2 separate regions of the Mus musculus genome follow, and region 2 is linked to region 1. Evidence: chromatin loops called from intact Hi-C (ENCODE). Cell type or tissue: heart. All regions are shown on one strand. Links, peaks and the distances in the headings refer to the core of each region. The heading gives the core; the rest is flanking DNA. Region 1 holds the start of 0610040J01Rik (RIKEN cDNA 0610040J01 gene). Region 2 overlaps 0610040J01Rik (RIKEN cDNA 0610040J01 gene).

What was found. A loop is a pair of places that touch in the nucleus more often than their neighbours do. Peaks named below come from ENCODE experiments on the same cell type or tissue, not always from the same donor. Only the 100,000 strongest peaks of a DNase experiment are listed, where the experiment ranks them.
Region 2: a loop joins it to region 1, with 8 times the contacts of the local background. A loop is called at or near these places in 32 of 42 quality-filtered maps.

The regions. Positions count from the first base shown.
Region 1 is chr5:63,808,299-63,818,545 of GRCm38, reverse strand. It overlaps 0610040J01Rik (RIKEN cDNA 0610040J01 gene), which reads right to left and starts at 6,051. Exons shown (of 4, transcript NM_029554.4): 1 at 5,951-6,051. It overlaps Nwd2 (NACHT and WD repeat domain containing 2), which reads right to left. Exons shown (of 7, transcript NM_177006.3): 7 at 8,000-10,247. The coding sequence ends at 10,243. In heart, for the core only: a CTCF peak has its summit at 6,586; a DNase peak (open chromatin) is centred at 6,095; H3K4me3 peaks cover 1,202 bases; H3K27ac peaks cover 539 bases; H3K27me3 peaks cover 1,549 bases.
Region 2 is chr5:63,881,284-63,891,530 of GRCm38, reverse strand. All of the region lies in intron 2 of 0610040J01Rik (RIKEN cDNA 0610040J01 gene), which reads right to left. It also overlaps a transcript of Rell1 not described here. Among named protein-coding and RNA genes, the nearest start is that of 0610040J01Rik, 74 kb to the right of the region's middle. In heart, for the core only: a CTCF peak has its summit at 4,576 (motif pointing right); no DNase peak of the experiment used is centred there; H3K27me3 peaks cover 357 bases.

The DNA of each region.
Region 1 (10,247 bases), core at 5,127-7,626:
CATCTGTGAAGCCTCAACATAGTTATGTAAGAAGGACATAAAGGTCAGGCAGAGTGGCCTGTGCTCTTAATGATAGCGCTCAGGAAGGAGACAGAGCCAGGTGCTCATCTGTGAGTTCCAGCCCACCCTGATCTGCCTAATGAGTTCTAGGCCAGCCAGAGATACACAGTGAGATCTTTTCTCAAGTAGAAAAAATAAAAATAAGAAGAAAGTAACAAGACTTGAAAACATAGATGATGTGAGGGAATCTGAGATAATAACAGATCATATTCTTTCCAATTCTGTACTCCCCCTGCTCCTTGTTCTTTGCTGAGTTGCTTTGATAACGGAAGCATCCGATTTCTCTTGAGTCTGAGTCTCAGCTGCTTCAATAGTGTGTGTGCATACATATAGATTAAAGTCTATGTTCTTTAAGGATGCAGTCCTATCTGTTTTCATTTTAAACACATAAACACCCTTAAAGCTTCTATGCCTAATGCTGTGAGCTAGATACCCCGGTTCCTTTCCCTGTGGCAGAGAGCAGAGGCAGTGTTGCATGGGAGTTTCAAGCCAGGTGTAGGACCCAAGGCTGGTTGCACCACTCAACAGCTGTGTCCTTTGCCTGACTGTGACAAACAGGTCTAGGTCTTGGCTTCCTTACCTATAAAATAGGAATTCTGCCTTAGCCAGAAGCACTGGAAGTTAGCTGTGTTATGTAAAGTGCAGGGCTGCTACTGAAGGCTTTGAAAATTGCCACAATTCTCCACATCTTCTTGAATCCATGAATTTTTTTTTAAAATTATAACTCTGTAGCTCCTCCCACTAAGAACTGGGGTGTATTTTACCTTTTTCTGAATCATAACTTGGGGCCCTCACTTGCTTTTAAAACACATTCGTGGGAAAAAAATGAGTTGGATCAGCTAGGCTGAGATCTCCAAGAGTCTTGACGCTCCCTCCTGACACACCATAGAGACAACAGGTAGACAGGCCGTGAACCTCTGAACTCAGCCTTAGTTGCTCCCCAGGTGACTCGGCTGTCAGCTAAGACTCAGAGGCAGTGCCACCTTGGCGAGCACAGACACATGAAAGAGTTTGGACAAGACTCACCCAGCTGAACTCAGTCCAAACTGCTGACAGGCACATAGATGAAATGCAGCAAACAGGGGTTATTTTTGGCCACTATGTTCGTTACAGACATGTGTTGTGTTAATAATCTTTGGATCATTTGTTACACAGCAACAGATTACTAATGCTGTATATACAAGCATCTTTTCAATAAACAGAGGCTAGATATGTTTTAGGGCAAAGGTCAATTGAAAATGAAATTTCTGTACACTAAAAATTCCTGCTAGTTAGTGAATAGCAGGAAGAACTAAGAAGCAAAACCTCAGATTCGGGACCTAGTGGGCAGCTGTGTGAACTTCTATAATATCCTTTGACAATGCCTTTGATCTAGCTGCCCTTTTCCTTATCTATAAATTATTTAGAACACCAAGTGATTCTAAGTTTTTACTGAAAGTCAGTATTTTCAAAAGTACTTATTCATGAAAAGACATTTTTCAACCCAATTTGATAATAACAATAGTAATTACTTTTTGATAGTTTAATCACAGACAAATTTCCCTGTATTTCTCTGCTGACTCACAGAATGGTGTGAGTATAACATTTCGCTGTTATCGTAATAGCCATACATTGAGCCAGTAGGGCAGAATCTCTGCGAGGACTCTGGACTCAAATGGCTAAGCTCACCAGGATCGGAGAGGAACCAACATCGTATAACAACAATGATTTACAGGTGAAAGCCAGCTTTGTTCATTCATTTCTAGATTGCAGCATGCATTTGGGAGATGCGGGGTTGCTGGCAATCTCGTCATTAAGCAAGCCAGATACTGCTTTCTAGCTCTAGTCTGGCTATTCTCAACCTGTGGGTTGAAACCCCCTTCAGGGTCACATATCAAATATCCTGCATATCAGATATTTACCTTATGATTCTTTTTTTAACCTTAGATTCTTAACAATAGCAAAATTACAAATAGCTATTCTTAACAATAGCAAAATTATGAAGTATCAAAGAAATAATTTTATGGTTGGAGTCACTATAACACAAGGAACTATACTAAAGAGTCACAGCATTAGGAAGGTTGAGAACCACTGATTTGGCCAAATCTTTGCATTTACTGCACACAAATGGCCAATTTAGGTATTCAGTTATTAGATGGGATGTGGTTGGCATCGAGAACAATAAAACAAAAAGAAAGTGTGAAATTCTTTTCTCGAGCAATCTTCTCTGGGGCTAATGAACAGTGAATGAATTAAAAAACCCACGAAAGTGTACACCAATACACATTGCATGTAGCTTGGAGTCAACCATTAAGAGAGACCCTCCTCTCTAGCATGAAATGGTTTTCATAGACAATAATATTCCTCCAGACACCATCTGTCCTCTTTGTGACACACAGCAGGTCATGCTCAGCCCAGCTTGGGGAGTCAGGAGATTTCTATTCCAACAGGAATTTAAGGTACGCCAGAGAGTGTACAGATGAGGCCATAGTTTTTCTTCGATTTTGCCTTAACACTTCAAAGTCTACATAAAAAAGCAATAAGTTGTTAAAAAGTGATGGAAACAAGCTGTGTGTGTGTGTGTGTGTGTGTGTATGTGTGTGTGTGTGTGTGTGTGTGTCTGTGTGTCTGTGTGTGTGTGTGTGTATGTGTGTGTGTGTGTGTGTGTATGTGTGTGTGTGTGTCTGTGTGTGTGTGTGTGTGTCTGTGTGTGTGTGTGTGTGTGTGTGTGTGTGGTGCAACTGTACAGAAGCATAGCTTATGTTTACCAACATGAAAGAAAAAAAAACCTAATTTGGTAAACTAATATCAAGGACCAGAGTCACTAAAACTTTTATGTATGTATGTATGTATGTATGTATGTATGTATGTATGTATGTATGTTTTTGAGACAGGGTTTCTCTGTATAGCCCTGGCTGTCCTGGAACTCCTTCCGTAGACCAGGCTGGCCTCAAACTCAGAAATCTGCCTGCCTCTGCCTCTGCCTCTGCCTCCCAAGTGCTGGGATTAAAGACGTGCACCACACCCGGCTCACTAAAACTTTCTTACCGTTCAGACTGTAAGTGCCACTGCTTCCCTAAGCACCCTTTGAACGGATTCACTTCTCTGTCTCTTCTGCGAAGTGGGTAGCAGTTGCCTTCAGCTGTGTCTGTAGATTCTCCCTTTCTACCTCTCTCACCGCAGCTAGAGGGAGCTTTCAAGAACAGATATGTGCCTTGCTTCAAACCCTTCAAAGCTTTCTCCCAAGACTAGATTCTTGAGGCTGAGCTGTCTGTGTCCCTAGCACCCAGCCAACGGCTTAGAGTTGATAGGTTCACACACACGTGGTCTCGAAGGCCAGGTCAGAGTTCATTTGATTTTTCGAGAGCCGTTTGTGCTGAATGAATAGAGCTCCCTGCTCATGGTTAAGATTTCAGACACCATATTTCTCCGATCTTAGCCGACCTTCACTGTAGCTCAGTAATGTGTAGGGTTTCTGACCACAGTGAACCATAGGTTAGGCTATTTAATTACCTGCTTCAGAAGCATAGTCACTGTTTAGTACTTCAGATACATTTTTAAGACAGAGTAATTTTGATGTTCTACCATTTTTCTGAAGATCTCCATCTCTATGGAACCATGGTGTTCACAGGGGTAAAACGTGAGAAGACAAATGATTGGGATTTCAGTTTGTTCCCTCAGTATTCAGGAAATAAACAGAGTAAGAGATTTCAGCTCCAGGCCTGTGTAGCTCTGGGGGTTAAGATCAGACACTAAAAAGACCGTGACTGGTCTCCCCATCTGACCTGCAGACCATGAATTCTCCACGCCTGTCCTTCCTTCCCTATGATGGTCCAGTTAGATCTTGACAGCGTTCTTTTCTGAATTATCAAGGGGGTTTATCTGCAACCAAACAATCACTCTAATGATCAAATTTAGAAATGAGACAGGTTCTTTAAGCAAGAACCCAAACGAGCCCAATCAGGGTCCCTGGGAAATTGTAGAAGTGGGTCCATGTAAGACACTGTCTAGGGAGGGAAAACTAGCTCTAAGGAGGCTAGTACTCAGTCACGCAAAAAGCCGGAGTCCTTTCTAAGAAACATGGGCAGTGGGCTACTGGGCACCTCCACCAGTGACAGGAAGAGGTCAGGGCTTGCTTTGCCCTTGGGCTGAGACTGGCTCCTGGTCCCAGCATTGAGAACACAGGTTTCAGGTTCTGAGAAGTGCTGGGTCAGAAGTTAGGGAATCTTTCCATTTTTAGGAAAGAGAATGTGCTGAGACAGTAAGCAAGGGTTTTGTTTTGTTTTGTTTTGTTGTTTGTTCGTTTGTTTCATCTTAAATTCCAGGTCTGCAAAATTTCTTTGGAATATAGTGAACATGAACCACATTTATCTTTAGAAATTACTAGGTATCAAAACCTTCCTGGGTAATGAGTCCCCAGGGGGCATGAAATAAACATTGATTGTAGAAGAAGTGAAGGAGCAGGATCAAAAGATGGGCAAGAGTTGGTGAGCAGGAGAAATGAACCACACATCACCTTCCTGTGTCTGCCTGTCACCTCTGAATCTCCCACTGAGCCTTGGAGCTGGCTGTTTACTGATTCTTCATACTTCCCAGAAACACTAACAACCCAGAACTCTCCTAAAGGACCGAGGCTCCATATTGTTGTTGTGGAGACCTGTCCTAGGACAAGGATTTTTACCAAAGAGGCTAGCAAGGTGTTTCAGAGGCACTGGTGCTTAGATGAGGAGAGCTACCATCTCCTCTTTACAGTAGTAACTGGAAACATATATGGGAGATACTATTATTTCTTCCTAAAAATAGTATCAACTAGACAAGTATAAGGGAAATACTATTGTATCCTCCTTAAGATAGTATTAACTGGAAAATTATGTGGGAGGAAACAACTTCAACAAATACAGAACCAACTGCCTTTAAAAAATAACCACTACTCCCACTTCTTTTCCATTCACGGTTCCAAGACTTTCTTTTCTCCAGCGATATTCTTCACCATAGCTGAGTTACAGCCACCCAAGGCAATCAGCCACAGGCCACAACCAACAAACACTCTCGCAGAAACCAGCACAGAAGTGACTCCTGGAACACCCACTTCCTCTACATTCATCGCGCAAATGTCTATACCAGGATGGAAAAGTAGACATTCAGAGTCGATGGAGATGGAATTATTTTGTTTTGCATTTAAGGTTAATTATGGTTCTGGGAGTGGGTAAAAGTCCCCCTGATATCTGCCTGGTATTACTGGAAAATTCTGCATTGGTGATATATATATATATATATAATCTCACCTCATCAGGGCTGTCCAGGCTACAAAGACCCAGGCGATTGACCTGGTAGATATTTGTCTATTAAATATTTACAGCCTGCGACCATTTAGCTCTCTCTCTTTGGCGCCCACTTTCCTAGTCCCAGGCTCTTGCGGAACACCACAGCGTCGTTGTCCCTTCATGCACCCTCACCATCGCCATAGACCCAACCCCAGAACCCAAGGACATTTCAAAGAAGGGCGGGGGCGATCAAATTCCTTTCCCGTTTTAATCAATAAAACCCCCCTAGAAGCGTAAATATGGTGACCCCGGGACACAGGGAGATGGGAAGATCTCTTACAATTTGTCCAGGTTTAAGTTCCCAGGAACAGCAGAGAGCTCAGGAATTGGGAGTTTAAAAATAAACCATTTTACCCAACCAGCACCAGCGCCTTTAGTTTGGAAACCTGTTTCTTGTCGCCACTCTTAGCATGCCTAGGTTGAATTCCGTGACTTCTCCTGAAGTCATCAAATCATCCATTGCCTTGCCTCATAGTTCCTCCTCGCGTCCCCTTGAGAGAAGGGGAGCCCAGAAGCAAAGTCGGGACTCCCGCCCAGGACCAGCCCTCTTCCCGGAGGAGCCCGGCGCAGTCCCGGACCGTACTTACCTGCGGCGGGGCGGCGGCTCCAGAGTCGCGGCGCCCATGGCTTCGTGGGCCTCGGGCGTCCGCGCTGGGACACGCGAGTGGGTCAGCGACGCCCGGAGCCTGTCGCGCTGCAGCCTCAGCCCGGGCTGCGGTCATTGGGCCGCCGCGTCACGTGGACGGGGAGCGGGCGAGCCTCCCAGGCAAGGGTAACCCTTTACCTGCGCCTTGGCCCGCGTGCGCAGGCGACAGGGACAAGGGGACGTCCGGTGATCTATGTTTGAGTGAGTGGTCAGCGAGCCAGCCCGCATTAGTTGCTAGATCGAGCGCACATTGCTTGTCGCCCGCCCGATGGCTAGACAATCTGCTCAGACGCTGCAGTGACGGTCGTTCCTAGGGGCTACAAACTTGCCTGTGCCCCAAAGGCTATTAGTGGGACACGTGAAAGAACCCCGGTTTCAGACCCCTTCCCTTGGAGTGTCAGGATATGGGACACTTCACCCAACACACTTTACCTACGAAGGGTAGAGAACCGGTGCTTTAATCTTGAAATTCGGTTTAAGATTTCGGTCTTCGGTCCACCTGGCCCAGAAGCTGTGGAGAGCTGGCATTTCCAGAAGCCAGGAAAATGTGTTGAGCAATTGCGCCATCTAGCTTCCTCTCTTTCCTCTCCATGCTCAAGGCTCGCAGTGAGAGGATTAAAAGGCAATGCGGGGAGAAGCAACTGAGAGAACTTCCCAAAGACCTAATTTTCTCCAGCGAGTTTTGAGTTGGACATCCCCGCTGTCTTCACAGGCATTTGCCACGCTCTATGGGAGAACACTCAGTGGTTTTTTTGTCCTTTTTAGTGCTAAAATACCTTTGTGCTTTCAAATGTCGATTTACGAGGGAAATCATACGTTGTTGAATGTCATTTATTGATTTGAAGAAAAAAATTTCTTGTTAGAATAAATGATGCTCAGGTTCAATTTCCAGCCTTGTCAGAAATTCCATGGGATACTGGTCCATTTATATATGAATTAGGTTTTTCGGATCAAAAAGAGACTTTGGAATTTGTTTTGGGTTTTTAGAGTCAGTGGGGAGAAACTTTGAGGTTCAACTCAGTAGTAGTAAAGAGAGGAAGGTAAGAAACTTGATAATGCCTTTAGTTTTCTTTTAACTCTTGGGTATTTAAAGTTCTTTTAAAGTAATTGTTTTGTTGAGAACTACATACACAATTGCATCTGATTGTTGTTTACAATATCACCAAAGCTTTCCAATGCTGCCTGCCATGTTTAAAGATATTTTGGGGTGGGGGGAGGTATATATGGGAATTCTCAGATCAACGGTGTGTGTGTGTGTGTGTGTGTGTGTGTGTGTGTGTGTGTGTGTGTGTATGTGTGTGTGTGAAGGTATCTGGAGAGGTTCTCCAAGGTCGTGTTCACTCACCTGGGAATTCCCGAGCGGCACTAGTCCTTGGCTATTTCCTGCTCCAGCCACAAGGGTACCCCTTGCACGGGTACACAGGGAACTTATTTTCTCCCTATTTTGCTGCTGAGTCTGGAATTCTAGAATGCAAGAGCTATTTCATTTACTTCCGTGTTCTTGGTGGAATGTGTGACTGGGTAAATGCTTGCTGACTGAATTCATCAGCTACTTCTGTATATTTGGAGAGAAACAAACAAACAAACAAACAAACAAACACAAACTTGGGCATACTAGTAACATCCAGTGATCTTTAGTAAACTAGCTGAATTTCTCACCTGCAAACTAGTAAAGATGTTAGAAGTTACTGTCACCAAGTGACTACTGGGCACTGAGTTCTTTATTTTCATGTACTTTGAGAAAGCTAACCAAGATGCTAGTGATGTACTGGAATTAGGTCCATGGTCCTTTCTTTTCACCTATAAATGTGGAATAATAATAGTGCCAAACTTTTGAGACTATTGTGTAGACGCCATGGCTTTGTGTCTGGAGCTCCTGGAATATTCTAGGGCCCCTTCGGCACCTGGTCAATTTGAATAATTACCGGTAAGTGAGGTCTTCCACATCTGGCCAACCTCAGTGGTGAAAAAAAAATCAGTAGCACTCAAGTTTTTAGTAGCTCATCTTTTATTCATACAAACGATACATACACAAGACTGTATATTGTTTGAACACTGAAATAACTTTCTAGTGTAACAACTCTGTAACAAAATTTTAACTAAATGTAACATTTATGAAAATATAAATCTCTGATTGGGTAATTCATCCCAACAATACAAAGTTTACATAAAAACATTCAACATGAGCTATCAGTTGCAAACATGTTAGGAAAAAAAATCATTCAAGTCACTTGTTACACTCTAGAGGTTTTTTTTTTTTTCTTTTTTCTTTTTTTTCACAGAACACTCACACACTACATGTAACCCACCTAGGCATTTAGTTCTTAGAAATGTATGGCATGGACGTTCAACTGATAAGAACAGGAATAAGAATGTGTTGGCTGAAGAGCTGAAAGTATGGACTCCAGATCACGTGTATATAGATCTTAGCCCTTCAAGGGCTTCCACTTACTGGTTGGTAGCTAAACTAGGAGGAATACATTGAACAAAGGTGTTTCACCATGGAGAAGGGTGTTGCTATCTGAACAACACCTTCAAATGCTTACGTGTTAAATCCTTCCACCAGTGGAATACAACTGGATTCTCTAGGGGTTTAGATAATTTTCCCTTTTCCTACCGTGTCAGCAATCAAGATGGCACTGTGTAATGTTTTTCTCATATCACTCCCTGGCATCCCCACCAGGTTAACAGGCTACAGCAGAAACTATCCCCGTCTTCATTTTGCAGTCCACAAAAGCAATAAACTCGGTGAGGCTAGAGGTCAAACTACAGGTACATGCTGAGTCACAAGCAGAGCCAGGATGAAAATAAGCTGGTTCTTTGTTCAATGTTCTGATTTAAGTAAGTTCCACTTTGAGAGAAAATCAAACCAATTACTATCAGTGACCCCCTTGAGAGGTCTTCCAGGACATGCCACGTGGAGGACTTGGAAGGAAGAAAACCACCTTCACCTTCTGAGATATATTTGCCATCAAATTGATGAAGTCTTTTTTTTTTTTTTTTAATGCCATTTCATAGTTTCAGCCTTGAAACAGTAAGACTGGGAAAGTCCTCAATCTGGAAGTGGAACAGAGAGAGAAGTGTACATACGGTGTGTGGAAGTAAGAAAGTGATTACAAACAGGGAATGATAGGAACCTTTGGATGCCCTTAAGATCTATGGGATATTTTAGCACAGAGACAGGCATATTCAGTTTGTCCCAGAGTTTTTGGTCGTTTATCTGCATTTTACACAGGAGAGAGGCGGAATGAGAGTAAGGCAGTGCCACCAGCGTTTCAGAGATGGTGTGTTTCAAAAGCTTGCTTTTCTATTAAGATACTGCAGGGGTCTGGGAAACATTAGGCTCCCCCACAACTGACTGGAGAGTGCGGACTCTGGTAAAGTACAACAAATAAACGGACAGATGCTTTGATCAAACTCATAATGCCCTTCCCATACCTCTTTACACTCAGCACGAATATGCATCGCAAGAAAAGGCGTGAGCGGACTGTGGCTTCTCATTAAGTGGGATTCTTTTGCAATCCACGAGAGAAACAGTTTAAAAATTACACATCGCATTGCACAGAAACCCTTGCATGCAGTCGTTGTGTTTTGATGAAGACTGACTCTCCATGTTCAGTAGCCCTATGATAATGGTAGTTAGTTCTTGTCCTGGTCCGTTCACCATCTCACATGCTTTGTGTGCTGTCCTGGAAAACCGAAACACATCTGGACACCTTTCTTACACAATTTTGCACCATTAGACCTCTTGCGTTTACACAGTTGTCAGGATCGAGAAACGTAAAGAGATATTAAGGCTGCGTTTGGCTGTCACATCCCCCCCACTCAGAGTCAAACGGTCCTCTGCAATCACGATTTCAACTGGCTTCTGTAGAGCTAATTCTAGTCCAACTGGTCTACCTATAACTACCTCTAGCTTCTCTCATCTGAATCCATGTAGTGAATTGTGCTGATTCTTATTACACAGCAAATTTAAAAGATTGTATTTGCTCTCTTCTGGGGGAGATGGCCATTTTACCGTCTCTTCTGGACATTCTCTATTTTCTCGAATACATTTGGACAAAAAGATGGCACCCAAGTCTCATAGTTTTGTTCCTTTCGTGAGAATATTAGTAAACTGAGAATTCCAGAAATTAGCAGCTCATCATTTGTGTCCAGAAGATGCACTTTGCTTTTTTTTTTCTTCTGTCATACATGGATTATGTATTTCGGTTGAGTAGGATAAACATCGTGTCAGT
Region 2 (10,247 bases), core at 3,511-6,010, 75 kb before region 1:
TGACTGCAGGGGGTCTACACAAGTCGGAGGCCCCAAACAGCCCTAGATGGGGCCCTGTCCTTAGGCTGAGCCTCCTCTCAGAGGGAAGCCCCTCCTACTTTTGTGTCAGTCATCTACCTCATTGTACGGTGTGCAAATACACAGAACACTTCACCCTCACTAGTCAAAGGTAGGAACATGGGTGAGTGACAGGCAGGGGATAAAGGGGCTGGGTCCTTGTATGGTTTTGTTTTGTTTTGAAAGTCTTGCTATGTAATCCACTCTAGTCTGGAACTTGCTATCCTCTTTCCTCCACCTCCAGAATAGTGGGACTGTGTGCACCACCTTAGGATATTGGATTGGATAAGGCATTCCAATTGAGTGTCTTCTCATTTCCCTGTTCAGATTGCATGTGCTCACCACCCAGTGGTCCCAAATCGCAAGACAAGTCATGAGCAGAGGGAGAGGAAAAGACCTGGTTCTCTTCCTTCAGCCTGGAAAACAGCCTCTTTCCTCCCTTTGGTACACTTCCAATCATTGAGGACATGCCTCTTCAAGGGTCCCGTGGCATGAGATGTTAAAGTCACTCCCATGAAATAATCTGAGTTTTAAAAAGGCTACTGGGATATTTACAAGAGGGTGTAGTGAAACGAAACACATTTTAAACACTGTTTTGGGAAACTTGCTAATATTCAGAAAAGAGAATCTGTTTTTTAAATCTGATTTCCCAGAACCTGGCCGGAGGGCAAAGTGACCGAACATTTAGGGCACCACTACTGGATGCTGAGCTCCTGGCTCAAGAGGAATGAATGCAAAGTGTGACCATTTGACATCAGCAGGGGCAACCTTCTGTCTACAGAAGACATCAGAGAAGAGGGCCCAACCAGAGAGCATGCTGACTCCAAAGATGACGAGGAATTAGAAGACAAGCTGGGGACTACGAAATCTCATGTGCATGACTTTTTTTCCTACCTAAAGGCATTAAGCTTCTGCTATTTTTGAGATGCTGAAAGGTTATACAACAACTTCTATCACACCCTTAAATACTCCACTTTACACCTTCTCGATAGGCAATGTGCCTTAGATATGAATAAGCATTGCCAAGCACTGGGCTGGATGGGACAGAAGTATGTATATAGAGACATACATACAGTTTTTTTCCATTGTGGTGGCTCAATAGAAATGCCCCCCACAGACTCATGTGTATGAATGCTTGGCACATAGGAAAGGGCACTATTAGGGAGTGCTCCCTTGTTGGAGGAAGTATGTCACTGTGGGGCGAGCTTTGAGGTCTTATATGCTCAAGTTATGCCCAGTGTGGTATACAGTCTCCATCTACTGCTTGCAGATCAAGATGTAGAACTCTCAGCTCCTTCTCTAGCACCACGTCTGCCTGCTTGCTGCCATGTTTCCTTCCATGATGATAATGGACTAAACTTCTGAAATTATAAGTCCCAACTGAAATGTTTTCCTTTATAAGAGTTGCCATGGTCATGGTGTCTCTTCACAATGAAAACCCTAATTAAGACATCCCCAAAGGAGGTTCCCTGGACAAAGGTTTGGGGGAGTAGCAATTAAAGATGAACACATTCAGAATTATAACAAAGGATGGTTTATCTTAGTAAACCCAGTATTTCCCTAAAACATGAGATCACATAACTTATCTTCATAGTAGATTAGCAAGTGATAGAACCCATGCTGTGAGATGCTTTTGAAAAACTGTAATGGAGAGGAAATCCCTTATCATTGGGAGTCTTATGCATCAATGCTATAATGTGAGGTCTCAAGACACTTAGCCAGGTGTAATTCATGCCTGGGTGTCAGAAGTTGGGGTCCTAGCCACAACTCTATGTCCAGCATCACAGATGCAAAAGGGCAGCCTCTTCTCTCGAGTCCTTGTCTACACCAGAAATCTATGCCATCAAAGCTCTCTTCCAGATCTCACCGTCTAGATGCAACAGTGGGAAAGGAGAACTGCCCTACACTACCATCCGCCCCTGGCTTGCTTTGGCTTACATGTCACCTCCTTGAAGCTGAAGAGAAGTCCTGATGGCATCTATTCTATCCTGCACTGGGAAACTCGCTCAAGCTTGCAAAAGTGCTCACAAGCTCATGAAGAAACTACTGAGGTCCACTGGGTCCCAAATCATGGTCCTGATCCAGTGGAGAAAAGTTTTGCTCCAGTGTTCTCTCCTCCATATCCTGCTCTCCATCTCACTCCCTAAAACTCTGGTACTTTGCTTGGCTCAGGTTTCTACAACCAGGGCCACAGAACATGAAGATAAGGACAGAGGTACAACAAGCAGAAGAAGAGAGAGAGTCTCAGATTAAGGAAACCATTCTGGGGAGGTCATCTGATGGCCCCTCTTCTCCTTGTGGTGGGCCTTGGGGAGGGTTCTGAGTACTGGGGAACCCATAGCTAGTGCAGACATTGGGGCCTTCTGGAATACCTGGACTAGGAAACAGAAGCCAGTGTCATCACCTCTTCAGGAGTCACAGCTGGCTTTTCATGGGCACTTCTCAGTGAAAGGCTTCCCTGGGTCTGTTGGAGCTGCATCACTCACAAGACTGCCTCCATGGCCTTGGCGCAGCTGGCCTTGATAGGGATGTCCACATGAGAGGGTGTCTAAAGCACACTGCCATGCTTCCACTTTCAGAACTCAAGAGAAACAAGCCCTGATGCCTAACTTTACTGCCCTGGACTTCCTGGGACCCTTTGCTATGCCTGTTGCATGTGGGGACACATTCTTTTCAAATACCATGATAATACCACTATGCGTCTCTTGCTGTGGTCCTTACCCTACTAAATGACAGTCATTTTGACAGATCTTAAAACCATTTCCCTTGGTCTTCTGTTCGAAATATGACACCCCTTCTGATTTAGTAATTAGTCTATATCTTTAAGACAGATGCTTGACTGGGCCTGGGGAAAGGTTCATGACTGAGAGCCCTTACTGTTCTTGCAGAAAGCCTAAATTCAGCTCTAAGCACCCATGATGGGCAGCTGACAACTGCCTACTGTAACTCCAACTTCACACAGTCTCTGGGTTCTGTGGGCACATTTTTACACAGACATAAGGAAAAATAAGGAAAAATAAGCCATTGGCAGACTCAACACCGGGCAGCATCTTTACTTGTGCAGTGTTCACCAAGCCTCTTATATGTACCAGGCACTGTGCTACATACAATGGAATTATGAGTGTCCCCGAGAAAGCTTATAGCTCCTCAGGCTCTATCTTTCTCTCCCTTCCTCTTCCCTACGCTGTGCGGGGGGAGGGGGGGTGGTGTATTAGTCAGGGTTCTCTCAAGTCACAGAACTTATAGAATGTCTCTACATATTAAGGGAAATTATTGTAATGACTTACAGGCTGCAGTCCAAGTAACCCAACAATGGGCAGCTGTGAATGGGAAGTCCAAGAGTCTAGTAGTCGCTCAGTCCCTCAGGGCTGGGTGTACTGGTCTTCTGTACAAGCTGGGATCCTGAAGAATTAGGTTCCAACAGATATGCTGGCAAGTAAGTGCATACAAGCGAAGAAGAGTGAGCCTTCCTTCTTCCATTGTCCTTATGTAGGCCTCCATCAGGTGTGGCCCAGATTAAAGGTGTGTACCACCACACCTGGTTTTGAAATTTGCTGTCCTAGACTGGCCTTGAATTCAGAGGTCTGCTTGCCTTAGTCTCCTGGGATTAAAGGTGTGTACTACCTTGCCTGGGCCTAAGCTTTTCATGACCACCATGCCTAAGAGAGAGGTAAGTATGAAGGGTGGGATTGGGTAAAAACAAAAAAAAAAATAAAAAAAAACCCATGGAGTGCTATGAAATTTCAATAAACACAGAGAAGACTCATCCCACCACACTAGTAGTTTAATCAATGAACAGTTTAGGTCAGAGACAATTCGTACTAGCATTTCCTCCACTTAGAAGCCTTGCCACTCCCAGCAACTTTACCCCTGAGTGTCACTTGTCTAATCAGGGAGAGTGATAGTTCTTACTTATCAGGGTTGCTATGAAAGTTCAATGAGATGAAACATGTAGACCATTTCGCATCATGCCTGAGTAACTACCGTCGGTACTTATTCAAACACCGCAAAGGATGAAAAGGAGATTTCAGGAGGTTGAGAGAGGTTGCTGTTCTTCCAGAGGACCTGAGTTTGGTTCCTACCAACCTGCCTGGTAGCTCACAGCTACCTGTAACTCTAGCTTGGGGGATCTGATGCCCTCTTCTGGCCTCTGCAGGTACCTACATCTACGTACACATGCCAAGACACATACATGCAATTAAAAATAAAACAAAATGTAATAAACACTGCAGTTGACATGTGAGTGTTTACTATCTGTCTGGTGCTGGTTCAGGGACTTTCTTGTTTTAATCCTTTTCTACTTTACAATAAGCCTTTCAAGTGGCAACAAATGCTATAAAAGTTGGTGAGATAGTGTAGCTATTACCAGTAAAGTGGTTATTGCTTTAGTCATAACGACTTCCTGCTATCTATTTTGCAACGTTGTGGCCTTCCTACACCTTCTCCCCAGATTATGTTCAGTGGCTTTTGCAAACTGTAATTTGCTTTTCTCTTGACTTGAATTTCCCAGCTGTTATTTCATCTACCTACCACCAGGTGGCAGTATAGAGTGGTTATTAATAGTTTAGTTTCAAGAGAAGCACACAGAAGAAATCAGGAAAGCACAAGAATCTGGTGCAAGTCCTGCAGGTGCTAGCCATGGTGAGTAAGGCTGGCCAGCAAGGAACGCTAGCCCGGGCGCATCTGTTGTGTTAGCTCTAGTGGCCATGCTACAATAGCTCTTTGCAGCTCCTACCAGGCGAGGGTTTATTTCTTCCTGTGTGGAGACCTCGGTGGGGGTGGAAAAACCCTTTACGACTCTACATGGGTCCCCATTTCACACAAAACTGTTCACGAAACCCTGAAGTGTGAGAGTCTGGGTTTTTCTCTGCTGTCTCCTTCTGTGGCTGAGGCTGAGGGAATGAGGAGTTTCTGCAGTGTGGAGGGTTCGAGGCCCTCTGGGGCTCTGCATCTCCATCAGTCCGGATTTATAAGCAGGTTCTTGGCAGACACAGCAGCAGAGGGCACTGGGTTGTATTGATTCACCTGAGTCTGAGTGGGGCCCAAGGCCTGGCATTTCTTACCAGCTCCTTGGTGATACTGTCTGGGGCATACCGCTTGGTGATAACTGCCCAACTGCTTCAATGAAACAGACAGTCTTAGTTCCCTGGGTTGCTTTGTCTCTGGTTGGGTCAGGCCAGCTTTATTTATTCAGGTCAGTATCTTCAGGACACTGTAGCATGGTGAGTCCCTAGCAAACAATGAGACATGGTCCTGAATCCTTATAGTGACTGATGATATGATTCAAATCAAGATGCCAGCATGGTGACTTGGATGAAAACTATGTCATCACCATCGAAGTCCCAACACAAAGGCAGGCAGTTTATAAGCATCATAAGACTTCAATTTTTTTTGTTCATTTTTAAAAAAAGTGTTTCATAGCACTGTCTTTTAGCCCTCCTTTCTTTCTTTTACTTTGACATGGTCTTACTCTGTAGCCCAGGCTGTCCTTGAACTTGCATTCCTCCTTCGTCTGTCTTCCAAGTAGTGAGGTTACAGATTTGCTTTAGCATGTCTGTCTACACCTGTAACTCCCCCTTTCCTTCCTTTCTTTCCTCCTTTTTGCTCCTTCTTTCTTTCCTCCCTCTTTCCCTCCATCCCTCCCTTCCTTTCCTTTTGGGAGAAGGTGGAGAGGGCAGGGTCTCATGTGTTCTAGGCTGGCCTCAGCCTCACAGTCCAGCCGAGGATGACCTCGTACCTCTGATCCTGACTTCATTTCCAGAGTGCTGGATCACAGGCATATGTCAGCATACCTATCTTAACGTTGTGCTCAGGATCAAACTCAGTGCTTTGTGGATGCCAGACTGTTACGTCCCCAGTTCATTTTCTGATTTACATGTGGCCCATTTCTCCAGGCTGTGGCATGTAATAGGAAAGCAATGAGAAAATTCAAGTGCCTAAAATATGGAAGTCATTTAAAGAACATACTCTGTCATGTTTGGTTTGCTCTTGGATTCATTCCCTTCCTTCACCCAGCTATTTTTTTCAGGGAACTCTATCCCTGCAGCAATCTTGCCCCGAGATTCCACCCAAGGCAGTGCTGGCCTGGACCAGAGTGCAAAGAGCAGAGACATCAGGAATCCATCTCTTTCTCTCTGTACCTCAGACAGACTCCTATCCATTCCGGGAGCCACTCTGCTCCCTGCAGCTTTTGATGGCCAACAGAAGCCCTTCATGACTGCCTACAGCTCTCATTGTAGATAGGGTCTTAGCACATGTTTTGTTGCGAAAGCCTAATCCCATGGACTGTGTAATTTATAAACTAAAGGAATTACTTTTCAGAATTTGGAGTCTAAGATCTAATGGTTACGTCTGGCAGGGGCCTTCTTGCTCCATCAGCACACGGATGAAGGTTTTACATGGTGCTCTTTAGAGAGAAAATAGGGATGGGACACAGACGAGTGTCCTTAAGAAGGTGAGTGTGGGCAGGAGAACAGGAGAGGACATTCCTTCTTCTCAGCAATCCACTCCTTCATATCACTCCACTAGCCCTAACAGCACCTTCCTACCACCCACAACCTTTAGCACTATCAGTAAAGTTCAACACAATTCGGACACAACTGGGTCAAGTATTCAAATCACAGCAGGTGGAAACATCTACCTGCTCTGACAGTCCATGTCACTGCATTGTCTCATTTGGCTCTCAGCTTCTCCCATATCTGGATAACCCAATGACCACAAAGCGCATACGACTTCCTCGGTTTGAAGGGAGTGATTCCTGTTCCCTTCAGGACCTTGCCTATTATGTATTGTTGTCAAAGGAAGATTGGCTACATGACTACATAACAGTCACTTGACAGTCGCTGGTCTTGGATTCTTCTGAAAGAAGCAGCGTTATGTAATGCACATGGCGTGCTTGCTGTGTGCCTGTGTAGGGCAGGTCACAGAGGTGGCACTGAGGGTGGTCATAGAGGACTTTAGTCTTGTACTTATCTCCACCGAGTTCTCTTTCCTTTTCCAGCCTGCTTGCCCTGCTATGTCACTTCAGGGCAGGTTCCCTTTTTTCCTTCCAATCTCCTATGTCCCCCTTTAGGAGATACCCTAAATCTCCCCCACCCCCAGAAAAAGTGTAAGGGACATAGGACCTTCATACTAGGTTCAATGGTCTTATGGAATCCCCACTATGACCCCTCACATCTGCTGAGATGTGGACACCTCTCTGCTATTAGGCCCTACAATGGCTATTCCTGGTTGTCAACTTGACTACATCTGGAATGAACTACAATCCAGAAATGAAGGGCACACCTGTGATCCAGATCTTGAGACTGGAAAACAGGTTTCTGACCTGGATCTTGACATGGGGATTTTGAGGCATAGTGGCTATGAAAAGCTTAGGCCCAGGCAAGGTAGTACATACCGTTAATCCCAGGAGACGGAGGCAAGGAGAGCTCTGAGTTCAAGGCCAGCCTGAGACAAAGCAAGTTCCGATCCAGGTGTGGTGGTACACAACCTTTAATCTGGGCCATACCTGCTGGAGCCTACATAAGGACATTGGAAGAAGGGAGAGTCACTATTCTTGGACTGTTTGCCCTTACTTGTTGCTGGAGTCTACTTCTACAGAAGACCATCTGAAACACCCAGCCTCATGGGACTCAGCAACTACTACATTCTTGGACTTCCCAATCTTGTTCATTGTTGGGTTAGTTGGTCTACAGACTGTAAATCATTACAATAAATTCCCTTAACATAGAGAGATATTCCATAAGTTCTGTGACTCTAGAGAACTCTGACTAATACAGATCCCATTATTAGTGAGGCTGGTTTTTACTATGCCCAGGAAGGCCTCTGTGGGGCTTCAACTCAATTCCTTAAGAAAAATATCTACAACTCTTAGAGTATGTGATACAAATTTCCCCCTGGACTTGATGGAAAGCTGTCCCTTAGTATCTATGGGGAATGGTTGGTTCTCAAACCCCTACATGCTCCAGTCCTTTCCATAAAATATAGTATTTACATATAATTACACACACACATATATACACATATATATGTAGTATTTGCATATAATACACACATACTCTCCCATATTCTTTAGGCAGTGGCCGTGCCTCTAGCATTTTCAAACACCTCTAGATGATTTATAATGCCTAGAGCAATGTGAGTGCTATGTAGAGTTATTATTCTGTATTGTTAAGGGAAGAGTGAACAAGTTTCCAGACACTGCAGATGCAACCATCAAAGGCGTAACAAGACAGCATGTGCCAATGGTCTTGTAACAGCTTTTCCTAAATATTTTCCATCATCAGTGGGTGGCAGAATCTATAGACGCAGAACCCACAGACAAAGGGCCAAGTGTGTTTGTTGAGGAAGTCACATAGATAGCTCTGAAGAAAGTGGCAGAGCTCAGCTAGCGAGCTCAGCTAATCACATAGCCTTGTATACCATCATGGCCTTTCATCAATGATATTAGATGATTCCTGGAATTCCTGCTTCTTAGGTAGAACCCTATTGCTTAGAATAACTACATGGCATTCAAACTATGTTTAGAGAGAATTCGTGAGCTATAGTGATGGATGTGGGATCCACCAGCTTTGGGTGGGTCCAGGCCACGACCTCCTAGATGACATTTCATCTTTTGGACTATAGACTCATATACCTTGAAGAGCTTTCACAGAATAGTTTTGAGATAATTTTTAAAATCTGAAGGACGACCCCTCTGCCTTCATATGTATAGTTCAAATAGGATTCTTTGTCACGTGTAAAAATTTTTATTTATTTATGTTTTTAGAGACATGGTCCCACTATGTAGCCAAGACTAGCCTTGAACTCGGGATGTTCCTGTTTCTGGCTCCCAAGTGCTAGTTTATAAGCAATTGCCACATGCCTGGCTTCTGGTTTAAGCCATAAAGCAAGCTCAACATGACCCATCTTTAGCTTTGTCTGACCCATCAGAGAACTTGCCATGCCCTTTACTTGTTAAGATCAATTTGACTTCTCAGGCTCTATCACCAGAAGGTCTGGTCACAGTTCACATAAAATCTACATAGGGAGCTATGATAAAACAAATAGATGTGGCCATTGTCTCTGGGTCTTTGGGTCCAGACACAGAGCTTCTAAAGCTTATGCAATTTCCCAAGTCCCAGTGGCCTCTTGATTTGGAAGGAACCCTGCTGACTACTCTTGGGTTTATGCTACTATGAGGTGACTTAAGTGGGGTCCCCTGGATAGCCTCAGAATGTGACCATCACCACAGACACCAAGTGAGGTTTTGATTGGTTCAATATCATCCACTAAACTCTGTCTCTGTCTTTCTCTCTCTGTGTATGTATGTATGTGTGTATGTATGTGTGTATGTGTGTATGTATGTATGTGTGTATGTATGTGTGTATGTGTGTATGTATGTGTGTATGTGTGTATGTATGTATGTGTGTATGTATGTGTGTATGTATGTATGTGTGTTCTTGAGAACACATGCACATGCATGTTCACACTGTATGTTGGGTGATGATAAATATTGGAAATTAAACAGAGATCGAACTCTGCAAATCCCATAGGCACTAGGGGTTGCCCAAAACTGTATAAATGCCCCTGTGCAGTATAAATGCTCCTGTGAGCTGGGAGGGTGGTGTTCCTCAACTCCATGGGGCTTAAGGTTCTGCTCCTGTGGCCTTAACTTTGTTCAGCATCCTCTGGCTGCTCATCCAATTCTTCAAACTATACTTTGTAACAAACCTGTAAACGTACATAACCCAGTAATTTCTCTCAGTTCTGCAACATTGCCCTGCCTTTAAACTTTGATTTATGGCTGCTTGGCCACATGTTCAGGGTCCAGGTTTGTAACCAGCATATGAAATGGGGGCAGTCTTGTGGCTTTGGCCCCTCCACCTGTGGCATCTGGTGCTACCTGCGGGCAGCTGAAGCAGGGAGTTGGTTGGATTGTGTTCACCCAGCTGGTGTGCAGAGCTGGATGGAGGGCTACTCCGTGTGCAAACACTACGCAATGACCTCAGCAGTGCGGTGCGCTGGGAGAGATGGGTTGTTTCTTAGTGGGGCTTAGAAGAGGAGGATGGCCTCTTAAAGTGATGCATAGAAGATGGTCTGCCATTAGAGACCGGGCAGTGGGCTTGGGAGTGGGTTGTTAGAAGCTGGGTGGCCTAAAGTTCATCACAAATCCTCCCTCAATCTCAGCTTTGCCAACATCAAAGTGGGAG